Regions from separate parts of the Homo sapiens genome. Here regions 2 and 3 are each linked to region 1. Evidence: chromatin loops called from intact Hi-C (ENCODE). Cell type or tissue: dorsolateral prefrontal cortex. All regions are shown on one strand.

What was found. Peaks named below come from ENCODE experiments on the same cell type or tissue, not always from the same donor. Only the 100,000 strongest peaks of a DNase experiment are listed, where the experiment ranks them.
Region 2: it touches region 1 in a loop (5-fold over the local background); 5 of 110 quality-filtered maps call a loop at or near these places.
Region 3: a loop joins it to region 1, with 3 times the contacts of the local background. A loop is called at or near these places in 2 of 110 quality-filtered maps.

What each region holds. Positions count from the first base shown.
Region 1 is chr5:7,852,100-7,860,099 of GRCh38, forward strand. FASTKD3 (FAST kinase domains 3) reads right to left here. Exons shown (of 7, transcript NM_024091.4): 7 at 7,060-7,440. The coding sequence ends at 7,336. It also overlaps a transcript of MTRR not described here. Among named protein-coding and RNA genes, the nearest start is that of CFAP90, 5.0 kb to the left of the region's middle. In dorsolateral prefrontal cortex, CTCF peaks have their summits at 4,976 (motif pointing left) and 5,184; a DNase peak (open chromatin) is centred at 4,932; H3K27ac peaks cover 833 bases.
Region 2 is chr5:7,256,597-7,264,596 of GRCh38, forward strand. No RefSeq gene overlaps it. Among named protein-coding and RNA genes, the nearest start is that of LINC02123, 87 kb to the right of the region's middle. RefSeq lists enhancers at 5,477-6,025, 6,026-6,574, 6,748-7,515. In dorsolateral prefrontal cortex, a CTCF peak has its summit at 4,561 (motif pointing right); no DNase peak of the experiment used is centred here.
Region 3 is chr5:6,816,075-6,824,074 of GRCh38, forward strand. All of the region lies in intron 1 of LINC02236 (long intergenic non-protein coding RNA 2236), which reads left to right. Among named protein-coding and RNA genes, the nearest start is that of MIR4278, 7.8 kb to the right of the region's middle. RefSeq lists an enhancer at 7,058-7,642. In dorsolateral prefrontal cortex, CTCF peaks have their summits at 3,627 and 4,981 (motif pointing right); DNase peaks (open chromatin) are centred at 4,992 and 6,153; H3K27ac peaks cover 2,230 bases.

The sequences.
Region 1 (8,000 bases):
CATGAAGCCAGAAACTGGTAGGAAGTGAAGGTGAACAGATAGGTGGGGGCCTGATGGAGAGATCTTACAGATGATGGAAGGAGCAGTGCCCTGCCTTCTTCCCCATCCCTGCAACTAGGTAGGAATCTCTTGTCTGCCATTCTGTGATGCAGGCTGGTGGCTTAAGATGCCTCTCTCATTCTGAGGCACCTGGTGATCCACTCTGTAGAGGTCTCCAGAGTTCTAGAGATCCTTCTGGGCAGGATTTAAGACATCCCGGTGCCACCACGCTTTTTCTCTCTCTTTTTATTTATATCTGTCTCTCTCGTGGGTCCCCATGAGCTTCCTGAGAAACCCATGTGCCTTCTTTGTCCCACTAACACATCTTTTTGCTCCATGGCCAGGCAGAACACAAGTCAGCCATGAGTCAAGGGTCAGACACCTGCCCACCATGTCTCTAAGCCCCAGGGGACCTAGCAACCTCATTGGAGCCACTTGGAGAGGGTGACATATCCCTGGTGCTTGGAGATGGAGCACCATCTCTCCTACATGTGAAGCAAAGGAAAAGGGGCTCTTATTTTTCTCCCATGGGCTGAAGTCATGAAAGGCATGACTCATACTTTTTTGCTTTTTTGGCCTCATTAAAGCAGCAGCCAAATATGTTTTTTTTTTTTAAGCCCTTATAATCTACTGCCTCTCTCAACTTCTCTCAATGTCTCCAAATACACAAGAGAGGTCAACTAATGGTCACAAGATTTTGTAAGCTTTGCATTGGTGACCCAGTATCATACTTTGGAAAGTGAAAGTACTTGAAACCAATTATCTTGGGAATTCAGCTAAAACTGAGACCGAGATAATTTCTTAGTAAAAGAAATTAGTAAAGTTTACACAGTTATACAGATGTGAATCTGCTAACTTCAGTTCAGTCGGTGACATTTTGTCATGTCCTAGACCAAGAGCTCTTGAGGGCAAGGCTACCTACATCTTTTTCTTCTTGGATGGAGATATGGTTAGGCTTTGTGTCCCCACCTTAATCTCATCTTGAATTGTAATCCCCATAATCCCCACATGTCAAAGGAGTGACCAAGTGGAGATAATTGAATCCTGGGGGCCATTTCCCCCATGCTGTTCTTGTGATAGTGAATTCTCACAGGATCTGATGGTTTTATAAGGGGCTCCTCCCCTTTTGTTCAGTGCTTCTCCTTCCTGCCACCTTGTGAAGAAGGTGCCTTGCTTCCCCTTTGCTTTCTGCCGTGATTGTAAGTTTCCTGAGGCCACCCCAGCCATACTGAACTGTGAGACAATTAAAACTCTTTCCTTTATGAATTACCCAGTCTCAGGTATTTCTTTATAGCAGCATGAGAACAAACTTATACAGATGGCTCAAGTCAGGCATACAGGCATACAGTAGGAAGTCAAATATTTGAGTCTGAGACAAGGGCCTGAGTTTATTTGGGAGGTAATTCCAGGGAACAGGAGAGAGGGACCAAGAGGAGCAAGAAGCAGGAGAGACACCAAGGATGCACTACCCAGGTCACTGCTGAAGGCAACTGGTGAATGGTCATGAACCTTTCTGAGGGGCCTGGAGAGGCCTTGAAGAATTGCCCCAGAGGATCAACATGGAGGCATGTTTCATCACTTGCTCCTGTCTGCTCGGTGGAGGCTCGCTCCTTCAGTTGTTGACTCCTGAACTTGTACGACCACTGCCCCAGGGCCTCACAGTCTCCCCTGGAGTGTCTTGCCTCCTTGGTGTCCGAGGAGCCCTAGGGCTGACAGCAAAAGACAGGGGCATGTACTGGAGGTGAGATGCTTCTTTCATGAGGTGAGTCATAGCCCCACGGAATGGTCCACCAGAGATGAGGGTGGAATGAGATGTGAGGCCCTGAGGATGCAGGGCAGGTTACCAGAGACAGATGAAACCATGGGCAAGGCAGACTTTGGCAATTTTGATTATTAAGAGGCTTTAGTTCCTTTTTTAAAAATACTCTTTTTAAAAAAGTATTTTCCTATATGATCTTATTATATATTCCCAGGTACATGAGTGGAATACAAGGTCACAGAGTCATACATTTAGGCTCCTCATGTCTGTACTCGTACTCAAAAGTTCTGTGCCGGAGAAGGGGAGGATGAAAGAAGCATAAAAACCCTCCTCTCAAAGGAGGCAAATTAATAGAGTAAGGACACACACTGGGGCTGGGTTAAACATAGTGTATTAGTGAGGGTTCCCTCAAGGGACAGAACTAATAGGATGTATATATATATCTATGTAAAGATATATATTATATATATTTTTTTATATGGGAGTTTATTAAGGAGTATTAACTCACGTGATCACAAGTTCCCTGTATTAGTTCGTTTTCACTCTGCTGATAAAGACATACCCAAGACTGGGATGAAAAGAGGTTTAATTGGACTTAGAGTTCCACATGGCTAGGGAGGCCTCAGAATCATGGCAGGAGATGAAAGGCACTCCTTACATGGTGGCGGCAAGAGAAAATGAGGAAGATGCAAAAGCGGAAACCCCTGATAAAACTATCAGATCTCATGAGACTTATTCCCTACCACGAGAATATGGGGGAACCACCCCCATGATTCAAGCTATCTCCCTCCGGGTCTCTCCCACAACACATGAGAATTATGGAGATTTGGGTCGGGACGTAGAGCCAAACCATATCAGTCCTACAATCGGCCACCTGCAAGCTGAGGAGCAAGGAGGCCAGTCTGAGTCCCAGAGCTGAAGAACTTGGAGTTTGATGTTCAAGGGCAGGAAGCATCTAGCACGGGAGAAAGAGGTAGGCTGGGAGGCTAAGCCAGTCTAGTCTTTCACCTTCTTCTGCCTGCTTTTATATTCTGGCATCATTCCCAAGGCATTCAAGCCAAATTGAAGCAAGTCTCTGGATCTGCCCTTTGGTTTAATAGGAAATGCAGCAGATAGATATAGAAACAAGTTAGACAACACCAAATCAACAGTGTGGGACATTCTACAGGGCAATTGATCTAATTTCTCCAATAACTTAATGACATGAAAACTACGTGAGAAAGAGTAGCAGTTAGAGACATAAGAGACTTCAGTGGTAGAATCTCTAAAAGTCATACGTGGACTTTGGATCCTGATTCAAAAACATCAACAGTTAAAAAATATTTTTGAGATAGTACAGGAAATTTAGAATATAGACTACACATTAAATGATGACAGGGAATAATAACTAATTTTGTTATTTGTAACAATGGCTGAATGATTAGATAAAAAAAGAAAAAAAGCTTATCAATTATAGATGAATACTGAAGTATTTAGGATAAAATAATATGATAGCTTGGATTTCTCTAGAAACATTCCAGTGGAAAAAAAAAAAAGAAAAAGTTAAAGAATAGATGAAACATGATTGGAAAATTATGGTAATTTTCATGCTGAATAGAGGAACTTGCAAACTTATACTTTTTTTTTTAGAGATGGGGTTTTGCTCTGCCACTCAGGCTGGAGAGCAGTGGCGTGATCATAGCTCCTGGCCTCAAGTAATCCTCCTGCCGTGGCCTCCCAAAGCACTGGGAATACAACATGAGCCACTGAGCCAGCTTTTCTTTCAATTCTTATACTTTTCTTTCAATTCTTATGTGTGTTCAAAATTTCCTGTAATACAAGCAAAAACAGTAGGGTTATTAAGATTGTTTCTTGTAAACATTAGAACCCAAAATATCAACTCCACCCACACACTGTGAGCACTCTGTATCGGAGACTGTGGGAGTGGGAGGGAGATGTTTGCTTTTTCTGGGATGGGATTACAAGTACTGGATGAAGGCAAAATTTCTTTTGATGGAGCCCAACAGGGGGAGAACATCAACATGAAGGCAGGTTTCCTGACTCGTGCAGCAGGGGAGACTGCACACCACAGGAGCCTAGAGACATCGAGTCAAACATAGGACTAGACAGGGCTGTTGTAGGATTTGGGGAGGGGTGAATTTAGGTAAAATTTAATGAAGCTGAGCTGGAGAGACTCAAGCACAGCAAGTTAGTGTGCCAAAGAGTTAACAGTAACCCTGACCTAAGAAGCCGATTCAGGTCCCTCAAAGGGAAAAGAAATGTGGAACGTTGTATGCAAAATTCCCACGTCTAGAGCTCTGCAATTGAGGGGGATATTGAAGCTACTTCTCCATTGGTCAGATTGGCCCATGTGGCTCAGCTCATATAGACAACAGTTAGATGTTCCATTTTATTGCTCTGATTTCAAACAACAAAGGCTTTAGAGAACAAAGTTTCTTAGCACTATGTCCTTGATGATAATTAACAAAGGCAGTTGTCAAAGGCTCACAGTGGCACCCCTAGAAGTCCTGACCAGCAAGTTAGCCATGTTCCTTCTTACAGACCATTCCTTACATGACCCTTCACCGCGAGCTGTACGATAAAGTTTAACTGAGAATGAAGGAACACACGTGTACCAATAACAATAATTGCACCCAATGTTCACTGAGTATTTACTATTTTCCAGGAATTGGGCTAAACAGCTTACAAGACGTGTCTCATTTCACTATCTACACTAAGTATTTAGACTCCAAATGGGGGTGGGCACATTCCCAATTTGGGAGATCGCAGCCCTAAGGGGATAATTTGCCTGGTTCCTCACTGAGCCAAGACCCCTCTCTGGATTTGCGCACATCATCTTCTGGTAGGTATACTTTTTTTTTTTTTTAATTTTATTTATTTTTTTTTTAGGAGGAACTGACTGCTTCCGTTTTCCCAGAATTCTATCAAATATCTTTCAAGTGTCCACATGTACCCAAGCGACGCACATTCCTCACATAGAGGAAGGCAAGGAAAGGTAAAGAAGACTGCCTGTGTTGTTCAGGCAGAACTGTCACCACACTCTTCCACAGCTCCTGCCTGCCTGCCATCTACACACACACTCACAACACACACTCAGAGAGGATCCACTCTCTCCTCCAGAGATCCTCTAGTTTCAACTGCTGCAGCCCAAAGTCCTGAACTTTGCTGCCCCCTATTGATAGGCCCAAAGACTATCACTGTTGCTGCAGGGGTTGTGCTAGCAAGTAAAACAATTTTTTTTCATTCATTTTTCTTGCTTTGCTTTACTTTTGAAAACAAATATAGAAAGGTTATGCAATTATTAAAAATATTATCAAATATATAGTTGCAAGAGCCATCATATTGAATATGTAATTGCAACTGACACATTCAGATCACTTTTGTTTGTACAGGTATAGACATACCAATGAATTCATCAGCATGAGAATTCAGTTTAAAAGGACTTAGCTTTATGATTTGACAAAGCTTGTCAAATTTGCTCGTTAGTGACACCAGCAACCTTATATCTCTCTATTAGCCTAAATTATTTTCATGTACTTCGGGATTAAAATTTGAACAGGGCCAGAGGCAGGTCTAGCCTCCCTCCCTGGGCCAACCCTGTATGCTTTACACTGGGTGTTCCAGCCATTGACAATTGCGCCCCTAGACCCTGCTCTCTTCCTTCTAAAACTCAGCTTACAAATCACTCTGAGGCTCTCTCTCACTGCCCAGGTGGGCATGAGGTCTCTGTGTTCCCAGAGCCTTGACTGTGTGTCAGGGTGCCGGAGGCCTCACCACTCCCATCGCCTGCTCACTAATCTCACCTGTTTCAAGCCCCTCAAGGGCAGGGGCTCTTTCCTATTTGGCCCTAGAGCTGGAGCATTGAGTGTGCCCAGCGTGATCAGAACTGTCTGCTGAATGCGTACGTGAAGAGGGTAGGGGAGAGCCAAATGAGACAGGATCAGCAGAGGCTGTAAGTGAAAACTGCAGAAGGAGGAGCATCTGATTCTGATGAGCAAACAGGGAAAAGCTTGCAATGGATGAGATGGACTTACATCAACAGCACAGGTGAAGAACGCTCGTGCTGTATTTTTCTTCATAGCATTTATAACAGACCGTCATTACCTCTTCGTGTGGCTGTTTAATTGGTTAAGTCCCTTTCTGCTCCTTAAACTGAATGCTTTTAACCTCACACCACATTGCTGGGTTGAGTTTCGCACCAAAAATTAGCTGAGTCATAGGAAGAGGTGTACAGCACAGTGAGGGTGGACCAGAGGCCAGGGAGGGAACCTGAGTTCACTAAAAAGGCAGAAAAAGACACAGGACTGGATATTAGCTGCAAGGAGGTGTGAAAGGGGTTTCTGAGGCCTGATATGATCTGGAACAGATCTTAGGCTCAGTGTCAGGAATGCCTGTTTTAAGTCATCTAAGAGCTGTGAAAAAGTGTAAATCATCTAATTACCCAGATTTCAGAGAGCTGTGAGAATCCTTCCAAGCCAGGTCCCAAATGAGCGGCAAGGTCAGCTGGGTACCCGGATACATCAGAATCTACCGTGCTTATCTCCTGCTCAATCTCAATTTGCTTCCATTGCCTCTCTCTTTCTTTGTAATTGGAGACAAAAAATGATCTTAGCTCATCTAGTTTCCATTTCCTGTTCTAAAGATAAGTAAATAGACCCAAAAAGCTAAAGTGAAGTAAAAACCATGATGGGGTAGACGTTCAGACTAACACCAGCTAACTTGCACTGTGTGCTTACTCTGTGCAAGGCACTTTTCTAAGTGCTTTATGTAATTATCATCTCAACCTGTTACAGGTTCAATTGTATCCCTCCTCCCTCCTTCAAAAAATACACTCTGCTACTCCAGTCGGCTCTCTTGTCCTCTTCTCCTTGAAACTGTAACCTGACTGTGATGAGGCAATGAAGGCTCTGCAATGAACTAATGACAATTTAATTCATTCTTGATTTATAATTTAGAAGATCCTCCCTCCAATCAAACAGCTCCCCAAAAAACCTACCTAAATTGCTTTTCCATTTCTCTAAATATTTATTAAAAAAAAGTTTCCATACTAATATATCTCATTAACCAGAAGATTGTTTCTGCATAATTCTATAATATTTATATCCAAAGCACTGTACTCTATTTCTCATTGCTCCTTTTCCTTACGGTAAATCTCACTTCCACTCACAGCACACAAAGAGAAAAAATTTCCTCCATCTGTTAGAAAACAAAAGGTCTCTAAAGAGCAAAATATTTTCATTTAGCAGATAACTATGACAAAATACTTAAAAATAACATTTATTCATTGAATTCCTTTACAGCACATGATCAATTGTTTGATGTACAAAAAGTATCTATGACACTAGTATTAAATTAAAATTAATTTTAAATTTTACCACAATAAATGTATACATAGTATAAGGAAAACTACAGATGCTTTCAGATCACCAGTCTAGAACATATTCTGCAAAGTGGCTAATTCACATTATATTTTTCTTTTAATACTGAGTTCCATAAAAATGCAAGTTCTTCCATTGTTTGAGTTCTGAAGTCAGTATTCATTCTTGCAACCAATGAACAGTGTTTTGAGAAAACAGTTTTCTTTGTAAATATTCCACCAATTCACGTCTTGATTTTAGCATCCCAATCTCATGATAGGGGATCTGTAAAGGTAGAAAAGTAAAACTGGTCAAGATCCTTCAAAATCTGAGGTTCCTCTGGCTATTGGTTACTTTGTTTGTTTCTTACACGCTTCCCCACAGCGGAATGTAAGCTCCTGGAAGGCAAATATCCCAACCAGCTTCTTCATCCTGTATCCCCAATGTCTAGAACAGTGCCTGGCACTGAGAAGGGGCTTGGTAAATATTTGATGAATTAATATGTAGAATATGCAAATAAGAATTAAACATGATCTCTTGTTCTCCAGGAGTTCACAACTTGGGTGGCAAGTTAAATTACACAATAAATATAAAAAACAAGCTGTAGGTTGGTGATCTAGTGCTAAGAGGGAGTGAGCATTTCATTAGATGAGGGTGGGGATGCCGACAAACTGCTGGAAGGTAGGTATTCAGAGAGCTGGAGGACGCAGCAGGGACAAAGAGGGAATGAAGAGGGAGAGAGCAGGAGGCGCAGCAAAGGAGAGAGTCTGCTCAGCTGGGAGCAGAGGGGCCAGGTAGTAATCATGTGCCTGCAGCCTGGCTGCAGGCCAACCATTGGAGGGTCT
Region 2 (8,000 bases), 600 kb before region 1:
TAAATTTTATGGTCACTAGAGTTAGCATATTAGTCATATATTGTAATAGCATAGAGCTATTAAACAATAATTCATCTTTTGATGCAACTTGGATGGTGTAAAATGATAACAGCCTGCAAATAGTTCAAATACTCTCTAGTTATATTGTTTTGGAGATATCATTGTATCTCTATTTTCTTAGTAGCAAATAGTCCATTATGTCATTGTTATTGAACTTCCTTTGTAAATGTTCAAGCAACATTATCAAAGCAGAAAAATAATATATATTGCAAAGTTCCATTTTCAGGAAATAGTACTGTTAAAACTTGTCCATTTTCTCTCTGTATTTTAATGTGATTTTCTTCGTAATTATCTGTTGCCTTTATAGTCAGGGAGGGAACCATAGCAGGGTTTTTTTTTTCCTAGTCAATTTAATAACTGTGTTTTTTTTTCTCTTAATCACATGGAAATTTGTTAGTCTCATAATACAAAAGCTAAGAATTAGTTACTTTAAATTAGTAGTTCTGAGTTATTGGGTGATTAGGTTGACGCATGTCTTTCTCAAAATGAAAATCCTTTGAGGTGTGTGCAGGTTTGTTGTGATTTGTAGGAATATAATGCTGATTTCAGTCATACTATTTCAGAAGTAAGTAGATATTAAATACAAAATACACAAAGTTCTGCACATGTGATCATTTTATGGAACAGCATTTGTGGTTTACTTTTTTTGCCACTGCCAATGTAATACGCTTCTAAAGCATAAAGATAAAGAACGCAGAGATGCTCAAAGGAAATAAAAATGACAAAAATTATATAAAATGCCATCTCAATAGTGCGCTATGTATCTTTGCAGTGTATACAAATATAGATACATATATAGTTTAATATCACACTCTACATGTTGCTTTCAAGCTTTTTTTCACTCACTTTGCAATGTATCAGGAGTATTTTTCTATGTAAATTGGTCTTTTTCTTATATATTTGTAATAGATATTTTGAAATTTTTCCTAAGTACATAGCACATTTGTTTAACCAATTTCTTATTTTGGAAAGTTTCATTTTTGCTATGATGGAAACAAATATTCCTCCATTCAAGTTCCAAAACTGAAATTGTTGATTGGAGGAAGTTAATCGTATATTTAAAATAATTAAACACAAAACTAATAGTCTCCATTATAAAAATTTTCAATAACAATCATAATAATCAAAACAAAACAGTAAAACCCTAACTCTGAAATCTAAATGAGAGGGACAGTTTTGATCTAAGGGGGGGCATTTGGCTGTGACTGAAGACAGTTTTGGTTGCCACAACTAGAAGGGTGCTGCTGAACCTAGAGGCTGGGATTCTGGATGCTGCTAACCATCGGGCAATGCACAGGAAAGCCCCCATGACCAAGAATTATCTGGCTCAAAATGTCATTAGGAATTACACTTTGTCTGTTTCTAGAGAGGGTTTTTCACTTCTCTGCAATGACATGAAACTTAACAACACGTGCTGTTCTTGAGTGCTCACAACTACTAGGAATTCTTCACCTGTTCAATCTATCCTGATTCCTACCAGTGGTAGTGGAGGGCAGTTAATAATATGATGCCAAAGGGTAGATTTCTAAAAAGGAAGATAGGCAGCCTATCAAGCTGTGGCTGAGAGAAAATTGCTTCTTGAAGGACTCTTGCCAAGCAGATGTTGGGGGACCACGCCCCCATCCAGCACAACACTCAAAATGAAAATGAAGTAGAAAACCAAAGTTAAAATTCCTTCAACTGTAACATTGATTCAGGTTTAACAATGTTTTATTTCTGTGGCCTTTGATCTTAATGTGTAAATATTGACAATCTCCAATATATACCACCGTAATTCCTTAAAACAGCCTTGTTTCCTAAAACGGAGGTATTCTGACCAAGACCTTCAAAGTTTCTAAATTTTATGTATGACTACAATATCCAAAATGGTTTTTTTCCATCTGCATGGATTTTATATCCTGTAATCACAGAATATACTACTCTCACTTTGTCTTTCAGAGCAGTTAATAACCTATGATTATTGCTTCTCTTCCAATTTAAATCTCCCCACCAAAACCAGAAGAATTATTTTCCTATGAAAATGGGATGTTATCTCTCTGCTTAAATCACACAAATATTTCACTCACGGCTGTTGTGTGGTATCAGCCAAGGATTTCAGCATGGCCTACAAGTACTGGATGATCTACTCTCTGCACACATCTGCAGCCTCAGATCTTATTACTTTCCCTCTGGGTACCTTCCACATAGGTCTTCATTCAGCTCATCAAAAAATGTGTCACTTCTTCAATGTCACCAGGCATTCACACGCATTATTGCTCCTGATGTGTTTGGCTTGGTGCTCACTTAATTCCTGTATTTTGTCCTTTGGATAAGTCATTGCTGATATGCTGTCCTACCAGGTTATGATTCTTTGTTATCTGCACTCACATAACAGAGTTCATTTCTGCAGAGCAGATATCTGCATTTGTAATGTACGCTTACCAGACTGATGAGAACTGTTCATGTAATTTATAAAGTTAATGCCTCTGATTAGGAACAAATAATCATGAAGTTTCCAGACAAAATAATTTCTTCATGCTATAAAATCTTGAGGTATCTACAAAGAATTTATCTGTATTCCAAGTATACTACAGTGGTAAATTTTGAATTGGCACTTTGCAGATTCTTAAAAGTACTTTTAACAAAAGTATAAGTAACCTATTAGGGAGTGGTTATCTAGGAGAAATGTGAGATATCAATATCTTTAGAATTTTAGGCTCTAGTCCTATATTTATTTAATCTGAAAATACTATGCCTAGAATTCATTAAATAATACCTTACTAAAAATACTTAATGAGTTATACTTTAGTATTATCCCTGTGGACTTAAGATATATTTAAGTGGTGATCACCAAAAACACTTATGAAGTTTAATTTTTAGTAATGGCACACCAGAAAGAGTTTTGGACTAATTCTCCCACTGGAAAAGAAAAAGGGAAAATTGAACAAAACAAAACAAAAATCTGTCTGAAGGCACTGAAGAGCTACCAAGTACAGAGAAATTTCAGGCCCAAGACCCATGAAAAGACACAACACAAGAGGGGTAAGACTACCAAGAAGTCCCAGAAAACACACTAGCTTTGGCTTAGGGTCTTGAGGTTCGCCGTGTGGGATCAAGGATTAAATGGGAAAAGGTCAGCTCTTGTGTGGACTGAAGCTCACATTTTTTTCATACCAGTATTTAGTTGGGGTTAAGTGTTCTGAGACTGATAATGATACTCACCTAGTTGCCTGCCAGTTGCAAAATGCTTTGGAGAAATATAAGATAATCTAAAGCTTAAAATTGTCTATACAACTAATAAAAAAAATTATGTGACACTCAATCGCAGAAAATCAGATATCCAAAAAACAAAATTAATGAAAACCAAGGGACAAAGAGAGAAAATAGAAAAAAAAAGAAATCCAGTTAATTTAGCTACATGCAGATGTTAAAATCACAGTGTTAACAAATGAATTTTTAAAAACAAAACAGAATTAATTTGGAAATACAAAAAAATGAAAATTCTAAAGTTAAAAAATAGAATGACTAAAAAGAACTCAACAGATAATGTTAAAGCAAGAGTAGATTTAGTTGAGGAGAGAATTAGTGAACTTGAAGACAAATTATAAATTATCTAGGCTGAAGATGGAGAGACAGTGGATGCAAAGCCCAGGGAGGAAAAAGCAGAAAAGGAATACATGAACCTCACAGAGGACAAATGCAATGAACACCGCACTTAGGTGCAAAGGGTTTATCAGGTAAAAAAAAACAACAAGACTAACTTTAAAATTAGACAAAGATGAGAGAATGACTTCTGGAATGGCAGTGTAAAGAGACCTGTAGAAACAACCAACCACCACTGGTTAAAATTTTGATATGTATAGTTTTATATATAATATGTGTGTGTGTGTGTGTGTGTGTGTGTGTATATATATATATGTATATATATATATGTGTATATATATATATGTATATATATATGTGTATATATACATATATATATACATATATATATATACATATATATATATACACATATATATATATCTTTGGAATGCCCTTGGGAATTGTCCTAAGGGCATGTAACAAATGAAGGAACACTTATTCAAGAAAATCTATTAATTCTCACCAAGGACAGTGAGATTCTACGGCATTTGAGCTTCAGACTGAAAGTAAGTAACCTTAGCAATTCAAATCCCTCCCCTCAACATAAAAACACAGATCATCAGCAAAGGCCATCATGTACTTATAAAAGGTGGCATGATTGCATATTTTTTCTCCTTTCTTCTCTTAACTAACATAAAAAAGCAATACTATAAACTAACATTTATGTAATTGTATTAGTGGGCTTATAACCTATAGAAATATATTTGATCAAGGATGTGTTTGGGACCAAAGCTATATTGGGGTGAAGAAATGATACCAAATGGTAACTTGAAATCGAAAGAAAACAATGGAGAAAGCCACAAAGGTAAATACGAAGTCTAACACGAAAACTCTTGCAGAGAGTTTGAGGGATTTGGGGCCTAGCAAGGAAAAATATATGAACACGAGGTGGCAGTAAAGCACAACAAGCTTTATTTCAGTGCTGCTTTGAGAGGATTGCCTGGGAGAGGAAAATTCCTCAGAGCCTGAGACCTTCTAAAGACAATGCCAGGGAGCCACAGCCCAGGAGGGGAGGGGTACACAGGGATTCCTGCAGGAGTGGGGGAACCGGGGAGAGTGCTCACTTATCTAGAGGCTATTGCTCAGCAGGATGATGAGAGGGAGGGTCTCCGGGTCAGAGAAATCCAAGGCAGCAGTGGTTTGGGGTTTTTATTGCCCAAGGCTTACTTTACCTATTACAAGTAGGTGTTGGGCATAGTTTTGTGGGTTATTCAGAAAAGGAAGGCTCTAAATGCCCACATTTTTGCTTCCTTGGGCTATAATTAAAACCTGTGTAAAAGAAATTTTCCACTAAACGTCTCAGGCTGCCATGATGAAGTAAACACAACAGGGCCAACATACAAGAGCTGTCTTTGACTCATTTATTTAACAACTCTTTAAGTACAGCTTTTCTCTTTTTTTCTTCCCTAACCTTCTTTAAAAGACATAAAATTATGCAGCAGGAGCTGTAATAGTGTTCTGTCACAATTGTAACACCTATAGATATAATAGACATAATAGTAATAACACAGAAAAAGAAAAGAAATAGGCATATAAATAGCATTTATGTATTTTCTTACAATTAATTTAGTATAAATCTGAAGTTAATTTTGACAAGTTAATATGCATATTATCATCCCTAGAACAACCAGGAAGAAATTAACTCAAAAAATATAGTGAAAAGATTGTCAAAAGAATTACATTATTGCCTTAAAATAGTCACTTAATTCAAAAGACGGTAGTAAGGGTAAACTAGAGAAAAAAAAAGACGATGTATAGAAAACAAAATGTAAAATGGCAGACATAAATCCAACAATATTAATAATAACATTAAATGTGAATGGATAAAATAAGCAAATCAAAAGGCAGGGATTATGTCAGATTGGATAAAAAAAGTAAGATCCTATTAATGCTGTCTAGGGTAGCCATATTTTAATTCAAGTATACAAATAGGATGAAAGCAAAATCATGGAAAATATATATTATGCAAATAGTAATAATAGTAATCAACTGATGAATGGATAAATAAAATGAAATATTTGACAGTAAAAAAGAATGAAGTTGTGGTACATGTTACTGTCAGGCCTCTGAGCCCAAGCTAAGCCATCATATCCCCTGTGACCTGCACGTACACATCCAGATGGCCGGTTCCTGCCTTAACTGATGACATTCCACCACAAAAGAAGTGAAAATGGCCTGTTCCTGCCTTAACTGATGACATTGTCTTGTGAAATTCCTTCTCCTGGCTCATCCTGGCTCAAAAGCTCCCCTACTGAGCACCTTGTGACCCCCACTCTGCCTGCCAGAGAACAACCCCCTTTGACTATAATTTTCCTTTATCTACTCACATCCTATAAAATGGCCCCACCCCTATCTCCCTTCGCTGACTCTTTTCGGACTCAGCCTGCCTGCACCCAGGTGATTAAAAGCTTTATTGCTCACACAAAACCTGTTTGATGGTCTCTTCACACGGACGCGCATGAAAGTTACAACTTGAAAATATGATACACACATTAGAAAAAAAGCATGCCAATTAAATGCAATTTATAGAAACACAACAAAAGAAACTCAGAAAAATGATGAAAAAAGATACGGTTCACATACAGCAAGATGGTGTAGCTCCACTCGTGAAACACAATGGACTTTAAAACAACAAGCCTTACTAGAAATAAAGGGAGATATTTCACAATAATAAAAGTTCAAAAATTAAGAATACATAAGAATTGTATAGGCTTATATCTCGAAAACATAAGCAAAATTTACCAGAACTAAAAAGATAAGCAAAATGCCTGATAGAATAAGAAGAAAAATGCTTTTAACACACCCAAATAAGCAGAAAAAATTAACATAATATTAAAATTTTGAACAAGATTAACAAATTTGATCTGAAGACAATGTATATAGACTTTTACTCAACAACTTTAGAATATAACCTTTTCATGTGCATGCAAACAATTTGCCAAAACTGTGCATACGCTGAGCCATAAAGGAAGCATTAGTAAATTTTTAAGGATTGAATTCATGTTTTCAGACTTAAGTGAAATAATCTAGAACCATGTTATTTAATGCCATTGAAGTTAAATTAAATATAACAAAAAAGATAACTAGGGTATCTTCACAGTTGGAAATTAAGCACTATACTTCTAAATATCTAATGTCCCCACCAAAATTACAATAGAAGGTTAAAGAAGCATTTTAAACTGAATGACAGTAAGCCAGTACATACCAAAATGTGGCTTGAAATTAAAGGCATGGTTAGAGGGAAATTTAAAGACTTAAATATTGCAAGATTATGAAACAAGAAAGGCTGTAAATCAATGTGTCAGGCCTCTGAGCCCAAGCCAAGCCATCGCATCCCCTGTGACTTGCATGTATACTCCCAGATGGCCGGAAGTAACTGAAGAATCACAAAAGAAGTGAACATGCCCTGCCCCACCTTAACTGATGACATTCCACCACAAAAGAAGTGTAAATGGCCAGTCCTTGCCTTAACTGATGACATTACCTTGTGAAAGTCCTTTTCCTGGCTCATCCTGGCTCAAAAATCATCCCCACTGAGCACCTTGCGACCCCCACTCCTGCCTGCCAGAGAACAAACCCCCTTTGACTGTAATTTTTCTTTACCTACCCAAATCCTATAAAATGGCCCCACCCTTATCTCCCTTCGCTGACTCTCTTTTTGGACTCAGCCCACCTGCACCCAGGTGATTAAAAGCTTTATTGCTCACACAAAGCCTGTTTGGTGGTCTCTTCACATGGATATGTGTGAAATTTGGTGCCGTGACTCAGATCGGGGGACCTCCCTTGGGAGATCAATCCCCTGTACTCCTGTTCTTTGCTCCGTGAGAAAGATCCACCTATGACCTCAGGTCCTCAGACCAACCAGCCCAAGGAACATCTCACCAATTTTAAATCAGATAAGCGGCCTCTTCTTACTCTCTTCTCCAACCTCTCTCACTGTCCCTCAACCACTTTCTCCTTTCCACTCTTCAATCTCTCCCTTCTCTTAATTTCAATTCCTTTAATTTTCTGGGAGAGACAAAGGAGACACGTTTTATCCGTGGGCCCAAAACTCCGGCGCCGGTCACGGACTGGGAAGGCAGCCTCCCCTTGGTGTTTAATCATTGCAGGGACGCCTCTCTGATTATACACCCATGTTTCAAGGGTGTCAGACCACGCAGGGATGCCTGCCTTGGTCCTTCACCCTTAGCGGCAAGTCCCGCTTTTCTGGGGAAGGGGCAAGTACCACAACCCCTTCTCTCCTTGTCTCTACCCCTTCTTTGCTTTTCTGGGAGAGGGGCAAGTACCCCTCAACCCCTTCTCCTTCACCCTTAGCG
Region 3 (8,000 bases), 1.0 Mb before region 1:
GTTTTTCAAAGTGTCTGCCCCATTTTACATCCCCTCAGGCATGAGAAAAAGGGATCTAAGTTCTCCTTATCCTGAACTTGGTATTCTTTTTTTTTTTTTTTTTTTTGAGATGGAGTCTCTTTCTGTCATCTAGCCCGGAGTGTAGGCTGGAGTGCAGTGGTGCTATCTTGGTTCACAGCAATCTCTGCCTCCCAAGTTCAAGTGATTCTCCTGCTTCAGTCCCCTGAGTAGCTGGGACTACAGGCACATGCCACCATGTACTACTGATTTTTGCATTTATAGTAGAGATGGGGTTTTACCATGTTGGCCAGGCTGGTCTTGAACCCCTGACCTCAAGTCATCCACCTGCCTCGGCCTCCCAAAGTGCTGGGATTACAGGCATGAGCCACCGCGCCCGGCCTTTTTAGTCTTTTTGAGTATAGTCTTTCTAGTGGGTATGGTGAACCCCAAATATCTGAGACAGTTCAAGTTATTTCCAGTTTCCCCTGTAATTTTTTTCTTTGGCCTATAGGATAATATACTAATATATCTTGTCTTAAAATCTATTTTGCTTGATATTACTATAGCCTCTCCAGCTTTCTTATGGCCACTGTTCTCACAATATACATGTTTTTTTTTTAAATCCTTTTACTTTCAACCTATTTGCACCTTTAAATGTAACTTGAATCTCTCATAGACAGTATTTCAATTAGGTCTTACTTGTCTTTCTGACAATCTCTGTATTTTATTTGGTGCATTTAACCCATTGACGTAGTTGCACTTTTGTCTACCATTTTGCTATTTTTTTTTTTTCTGTACGTCTTGTTTTTGGTCCTTTACTGCCTTCTTTTATGTTAAGCAAATAGGTTTACTGAACCATTTTAATTTCTTTCTTAAATTTTTCCTTGTTGCTGCTATTGAGCTCCAGGTATTCCAGCCATGTCTAGTCCATTGCTTGGCCTCTTCTGGCTTCCATTGGGTTAAATTGAGATGCTTTTCAAAGTTTTCTCCCCTAAAGGGTTTTCTCTCCCCTTCTCCCTCTTGTACATCTACAAAGTTTGACCATGTCTGTTGCCACGGGGCCAAGCTGAGAGAGGGTGTCAGCTCACAAGATGGCCTGAGCTCCAAGGGTGACAGAGCACACATCTCTGCGGGGCTCTTTTTCAGTCTTAAACAACCTCGCACCTTTCTTGGCTCCAGCAATACCAGGGAATAGTCCTGTTTTTTAGGGGTCCAGGTGGCTTCTCACAGCCCCCTTGCATGGATGATCCCCAGTGGATGCAGTAGCTTCTTGAGCTGAAAGCTCCTTCTGAGAATGGGGAGTCTCAACTCGCTTTGCTGCCTCTGGGTGGCTGGGATCCTAGCTCGTTTTCTAGCTCTCTGTGGTGCCCTCTGATGACACATCGGGACAGGTTTCTTGCTGTGCCAGATTTGGCTTCACTGGTGTCTGTGCCCTCCCATCCAGTTACGCCTCTTCTCACCTCCGTGCTGTCCTCAGCTCGCCTGGGCATTGCTGAGTATGTTTGTAGGGTCTACCACTCACGGACCTCCAGACATAGGTGAGAATCAGTTCTTTTTCTTAATTTTTTTAAATTTTATTATTAAATTTTTTTTTATTATACTTTAAGTTCTAAGGTGCATGTAACGTGCAGGTTTGTTACATATGTATACATGTGCCATGTTGGTGTGCTGCATCCATTAACTCATCATTTACATTAGGTGTATCTCCTAATGCTATCCCTCCTCCCTCCCTCCACCCCAGGACAGGCCTCAATGTGTGATGTTCCCCTTCCTGTGTCCAGGTGTTCTCATTGTTCAGTTCCTACCTATGAGAGAGAGCATGCGGTGTTTGGTTTTCTGTCCTTGTGATAGTTTGCTCAGAATGATGGTTTCCAGCTTCATCTATGTCCCTACAAAGGACATGAACTCATCCTTTTTTATGGCTGCATAGTATTCCATGGTGTGTCTATGTGCCACATTTTCTTAATCCAGTCTGTCATTGATGGACATTTGGGTTGGTTCCAAGTCTTTGCAATTGTGAATAGTGCCGCAATAAACATACGTGCGCATGTGTCTTTATAGCAGCATGATTTATCATCCTTTGGGTATATACCCAGTAATGGGATGGCTGGGTCAAATGGTATTTCTAGTTCTAGATCCTTGAGGAATTGCCACACTGTCTTCTGAGAATCAGTTCTTTATTTCCAAATCCATGTCTATCCTCCTGAGCTATTTGTGTGTATGTGTGTGCATTATTTGTGTGTTTGTACATCATGCAAAGTAATGAGATGTTTAGAGGCAATGGCAAAAAGGAACAAACTGTCTTGCTTATTTTATTCCCCCCAAGTCTCTTCTTCCCCCTTCCAGCCTGTTTTTATGTATAATCTTCTGGTGGGGTTGGGAAGTGTGGACAGTGAAGGGAAAGCACCTTGCAAATTCTTGTCAATTTTCTCTAACTAGGAGGGTCTCATGCTTGTGTCAGTGCCACAAGCTGAAGGCCACCAAGAGGATATCTAAAGGTTAACAAGCTGGGTTTATTACTCATTTTGACAAGAAAGAACACACATGGTGAAGAACAATAAGGCGTCTCAGTAGGAGAAGGAGGTATAGGATTTGGGCTTTGGTTGGGTGATTGGGAGAGGGTGTAAGGCAGCAGGTGTTTGCTGTGGATTGGTTGCTGTCAGAAAGCAGGGAAGATCCTATGATTGCGTCTCCCCCATGTGTCTTAGTCTCATCTGTAGGGAGGGCAAGCTGCGGTGAAGATAAGCCTGCAGGGGATAAGAAGCAGCTGTCACTCACTCTAATCAGGAGGTGGTACAGCGACCTTGTTTTTGTCTGTGCTTAGACAAAATTATAAAGCTCCTTGGTTTGTCTCACTTACTCCTGCTCTGAGTAAGCTCACCGGGGGAGCTGTTCTGTGAGAATGTTTATGTCCAAGAGAAAAATAACCTGACCCCCCTGTGAGCGTCAGGGTCTGCTTTGATTTCTTCCTTCCTCACCTGGCGACCTCCTTACTGAACCCAGTGGTTTCTCATATGTTTGTCCTTGACTCTGTGTGTGCACATGTGATTGTGTGCATACATGTGTGTCTATGGGGCAGAAAGGGGAAAGGAAAGTAGAACTCATTTCAGGCCTCATGTAAACAACCAGAAGGTAAAACTTCGCATCTCACCCCGCTCCACTTGTATTTGATCGCTGTTTAATGGCAGGCGGCTCTGGACAGAGCTAATTTTCCTCTGAGTCAACCTCACAAATCTTGTTTTCTTTATTCTCTCATCACCTCCCTCCCTCTTCTGCCTGATGTTGCCGGCCCCCTTGTGGAATAATCTCAACAGCATGGGCTATTTTGCTGTTTTGCTGCGTCTCTATTTAGGGGCACTGATTTGTTCCAAAGTTACTTGAAGAATCATCTGTGATGGGTGGTCCCATAAGGGCGTGGCTCATCAGTTTTTCTGGAAGCAATTGAAAGCCCAGAAATGTATTAGGGCTCAAGCATTGCAATAAAGCCCAGAACTGAAATTCCTGTGTGGGAACTGCAGGATTATATGAGAAATAAAACAAAACAAACCAACAAAAAACCCAAAGACAAAACAAACAAACAAAAGAATGGGGAAAAAAAGGTGATATGAGGAAGGATCACTGGGAGGTGCTGTTTCTCCACTGAGGCTAACGGGGTTGAGCAGTGGGCTCTGAGCTTTGTTTAACTTCTCTCCTCTGTATTCCGAAGTGTGCTGCGTGGCTTGCGGTCTGTGAAGAATTGTCGCAGCTCTTGCCTGGCAGCTTATCACTGTCGGTTATGCTTCTTTCCAGTCACACCTTGCTCCAAATGACTTAGCTGATGTCTTCCTCTCAGAAGTGTACCTGACTAATCCTTTTCTTCTATGATTTAATTTGGAAGGGAGCTGCTTTTTTCCCCTTCCTTTTTGCATTTATTCAGGTACTATGACAGCTTACAGTTGACGAAGATTGCATTTTCTGATGGAGAGTGGTATAAGCGAGCTTGAAATTTTGGGTTAGACCTATTCCTCCCTTAAGAATGTCAAACTTAAAATATTTTTCAAATATACTGTGTGACAGAAACATTTATTGCTCAGTGAAAATCCATGTGACACCCACATTTCCCAGAGCCTTGGGGTTAGGCAGGGCCATGTAGCAAGCTCTGGAGAGTGGTCCTCAGCATGACCGTTGGGCTTCTAAAGCATTTAAGAGAAGAGGCATGGCCCTTCAGTTCTCCCTTCACTGATGCAGTGCCCTGGAAACCATGCAATCCAAATGGTGCAGCCATAAGGAGCAATTCACCTGGGCCTCCAAGTCGCTGCTTGAAGCTGAGAGTCCTTAGATAGTGGCTGAAACCACAGAAGACTTGTGGGGTGAGTGGGTGGGGGGTCAAATGGAGCTTTATGCAAAGCCACTGAGATCTGAGGGTTGGTTTGTTACTGCAGCATAACACATTCTGATTAATACAAAAATATTTAAATGCTAGAAACTACTGCATCTGCAATAACTAAGAAATAAACTAATGCATTACTAACAGAGATAATTAACAATTTAATAGCATTTAAAAAGTTGGAATCTTGATGCTTAGGAAATAGAATTTGTGGAGTTTCTGTGAAGGGGCTTTTTGAGAGAATGAAGGGCTAGCAGTCAGTGACATTGTTTGACTTCACATCAAATGTCTTCCTTTTCGTTACCTTCATACAGGCTCTGAGCATAATTGGAGTCATTTAAACATTTTTACTCATAAATAGAAAAATTTTTATTTTTTGGAAAGAATGGCAAAAAGGAAAAGGGAGGCATTTGCCATGAAAGTGTGAGAAAATGATTGCGTTAGGTGGAAGTACCTGGGCTGTGAGCAGCGATGCATGAAAGAGAAAGGAAAAGCTCTGTGTATTCACGATTCTAAGAGCCTAGAGGAAAAGCTCTGTTGCTGATTCTTCCAAGAGCCTAGAGAGGTTGAACTTTAAATCAGACAGTTCCTAAGTGTGGCCTCTAGAGGTCGCCACCATCCCACGACAGCTTGGTGGTTGAGCGGTGGGTGATAAACGAGGAAGACTGTAGGGGCGCCTGTTCGCGTGTAAAGACTATAAGAAACTTCATTTGTTTTTGCATTCTGGAAATAATGTTCATATGCAGCAGTTTTAAAAATCGATGTTAGAGAATGCAGTTAAAATTCTCTCCTAAATTTAGTTATTTCTTAATAAAATCCAAATGTTTGCAGAAGTACATGTTAAACAAAACAGGAGGTGACTGTGTGATTTAAAAAATAATTCCCGTTAGGATTTCTTTAAATGTTAACCATTCTACTTCATTTCATCAATTTAGAATAATTTATTTATGGCAACATTTTAGAAGTAGACTTAATAAAGAAAAGTGTACCAGGATAGTTTAATCTGATTTAACTCAATATTAAGTTTCCTGAACTCTATAGACTATACACAGTCATATATAACCAGAACTATTCCTTGGGTGACTTCCCAGAGGCACATTTTGTTAATAGTCTTTTGGGCGATTTTCTTGCTCATCATGAAACCATAGTAGGTGCTAAAGTACTTCCTCGTTAATTTTTTGTTTTTCAAAATTTTCTGTAAAAATCATGGAGTTAAATAGAATATGCATACACACATTATTTATTTTAAAAGTATTTTGCTTTTTCCAAACAGTGGGAAACATTCAAAGTGTGTTTCTGGGGTAATAGCAGCTTTTTAGAAAGTTTTTAAGAACCTGAGAACTAAAGAGATGATGTTTTAGCATTTATTCACTTTGTCCCTCAAAGCACGGCAGAATTATTTAGAGCTGCTTGTTTGCCTCTTTTTAGACATCTCGTTAGGATTCAGACTGTTTCTTGCACAGGGGAGATCTCAGCCTGAGGAAAACATGATGTAGAATGCATTGGGAAGATTCCAGTAAGATCAAGGGGAGGGGGCTTGGAGATGGAAAATGGGCCAGGACTTTCCGCTGTGCCCCACTTCTGCCTTGCAACCCTGTCGTCAACACGGGGATGGTGACCACTATAAGCACAGCTGCATTTGCTTCAAGACATAAAATGCAGACTTCCCTGCTTGGTGTGAAGGTGCCACAGGCAAGCAGACTGACACAGGCTCTGGAGGGAAATCGTGCATCCTGTCTGTTGCACGCGAGGATGCGATGGCCACAGTGATGCTCCAACCCACGTCTGTTAAGTGGGAGCAGAGCCAGGAGCTGGGCGATGGAACCCATGGTTTCTGAAACAGGAGAGTTGCTGCTTCACAGCGTGGAGGTGCACAGTCCAGCCTCTCACAGTTGCCTTGGCTAGCAGCAGAGCAAGGGAGGATCAGGTGGATAGTGTGGTGATTACAAATGCAGCTCGATGCTTTCAGTTGTGGCACCAAATACATTCTAATATTTAAAAGGACCTGTGAATTGTAAGAGCTGGAAAACTAATCGAAGATGGACAGTGCACCCTGGTGACAGACTCATTCCCCTAGTCTGGTGTTGAGGACATACTATGCTGTTAGTGCTTACCATGTAGGAGGTCAACACACTGAAGGAAACTCAGCCACTTTCTCATTCATAACTGCACAATAATGGCCTCCATTATGCTTTTTGGAGGACCCCTTTTTTGGACCACAGCTAATCGGGCTTCCATCTGTCACCCAGGTGTCCCTTGGCCAGAGTCATTGCCCTCGAGGTTTCCCTCAGTGTGGCTGGCTCAGCTGGCTGCCTGCGTGGGCAGCTCCTATCACCTCTGCCAATTCTCCAGCTTGCTTTCTTCTGACTTTCTCAGTCACTGCTGAAAGTGGGTTTGCAAAGCAGTTTCTTCTTCCCCCACAGCGCCCTGTCCCACCAGGCTGGTATGAAACCCCGGCTGCCTTCCCTAGAAATCCCAGCAAACCAAACCAAACCTCTGTGAGGATCCCTGACGAGGCCCCGGTGAGGGAGGACCCGAGGCAGGACACACTCCACCGCCCGGCCGCTCCTCCTGTGCAGGCCCCTCACCCTCTACGCGCTGCTCCGAGTCCAAGGCTCCCAGTCAGCCGCCTCTGGGTGCCTTAGACCACCGAGGGTCCAGAGTGGGGGACCTGGGAACCTTTCCCCCGACTCTGCTCTGCCGATGTTTTCCGCCCACACGGCGGCAGCACCACTGTGTCCCCTGGGGAGACCTGCTGTTGTTCCGGCTTCCCCTCCCACAGGGCTGACCCGTGCACCTCTTCCATTTGCCTCTCCAGCCAGGGGTGGCTGTCGCTTTCTGCTGTTGCTCACCCTCCCTGTTTGCTGCTCGGCCCCCTCCGTCACGGGTGACCAATCCCCTGCACGGAGTTCTCTCTGTTGTTCAAGTGGCCCAGTTGTTTCCCTGGCCAGATCCTCAAGGACACAGTTGTCTCCTTCCTCCGCTGACTCTTTCATTTTCTTCTATTCCATTTTGTCCACGAATATTCCTCTGTCTTCCAGAAGTAGGTGATTCTGACACCTAAGCCTCGTGGCTGTTCCCATTCCTCTGAGGAATGCAGTCCTGACAGCATCCTTATCCCCCCGGGGATCAGTGCTTCCTGAGTCGTAGAGAACTGTTTCTGTACCTTGTTGTGAATAACTAGACAACATTTTGTCTTACCTAATCAAAATGTCCCCCAAAATCCTTAGGTTCTTTTAAAATGAATACATTTTTACACTTTGGGTTACAATCTGAAGATTAACACCAGTGCAATATATGATTAGTTTAGAAGCCTCCCTTTCTAGTACATGAAAAAAAAAAAAGCAATGAGTTTTATGATCAAAGTTAAAGAATTAGCCTCTATATACCTTGAGAGGTGTCAGTCAAGCACATTTGATCTGCATTGATTCTGGTTTTGTTTTCAGGCATTCTAGAGTTTCCATTTATTGGACATCCTATGTCTATTTTTTGTTTATCTTATACATCTAAATCTTTTTCTTCTGATAGGAAATGTTTCCTGCATTCTGGGTGATTTTATGCAGCTTGTCTGAGGAAGTGCTAATTCTGTTAACTCCCCAGTGTTGATTCTCCGTTTTATTCTGTGCACTGTGGG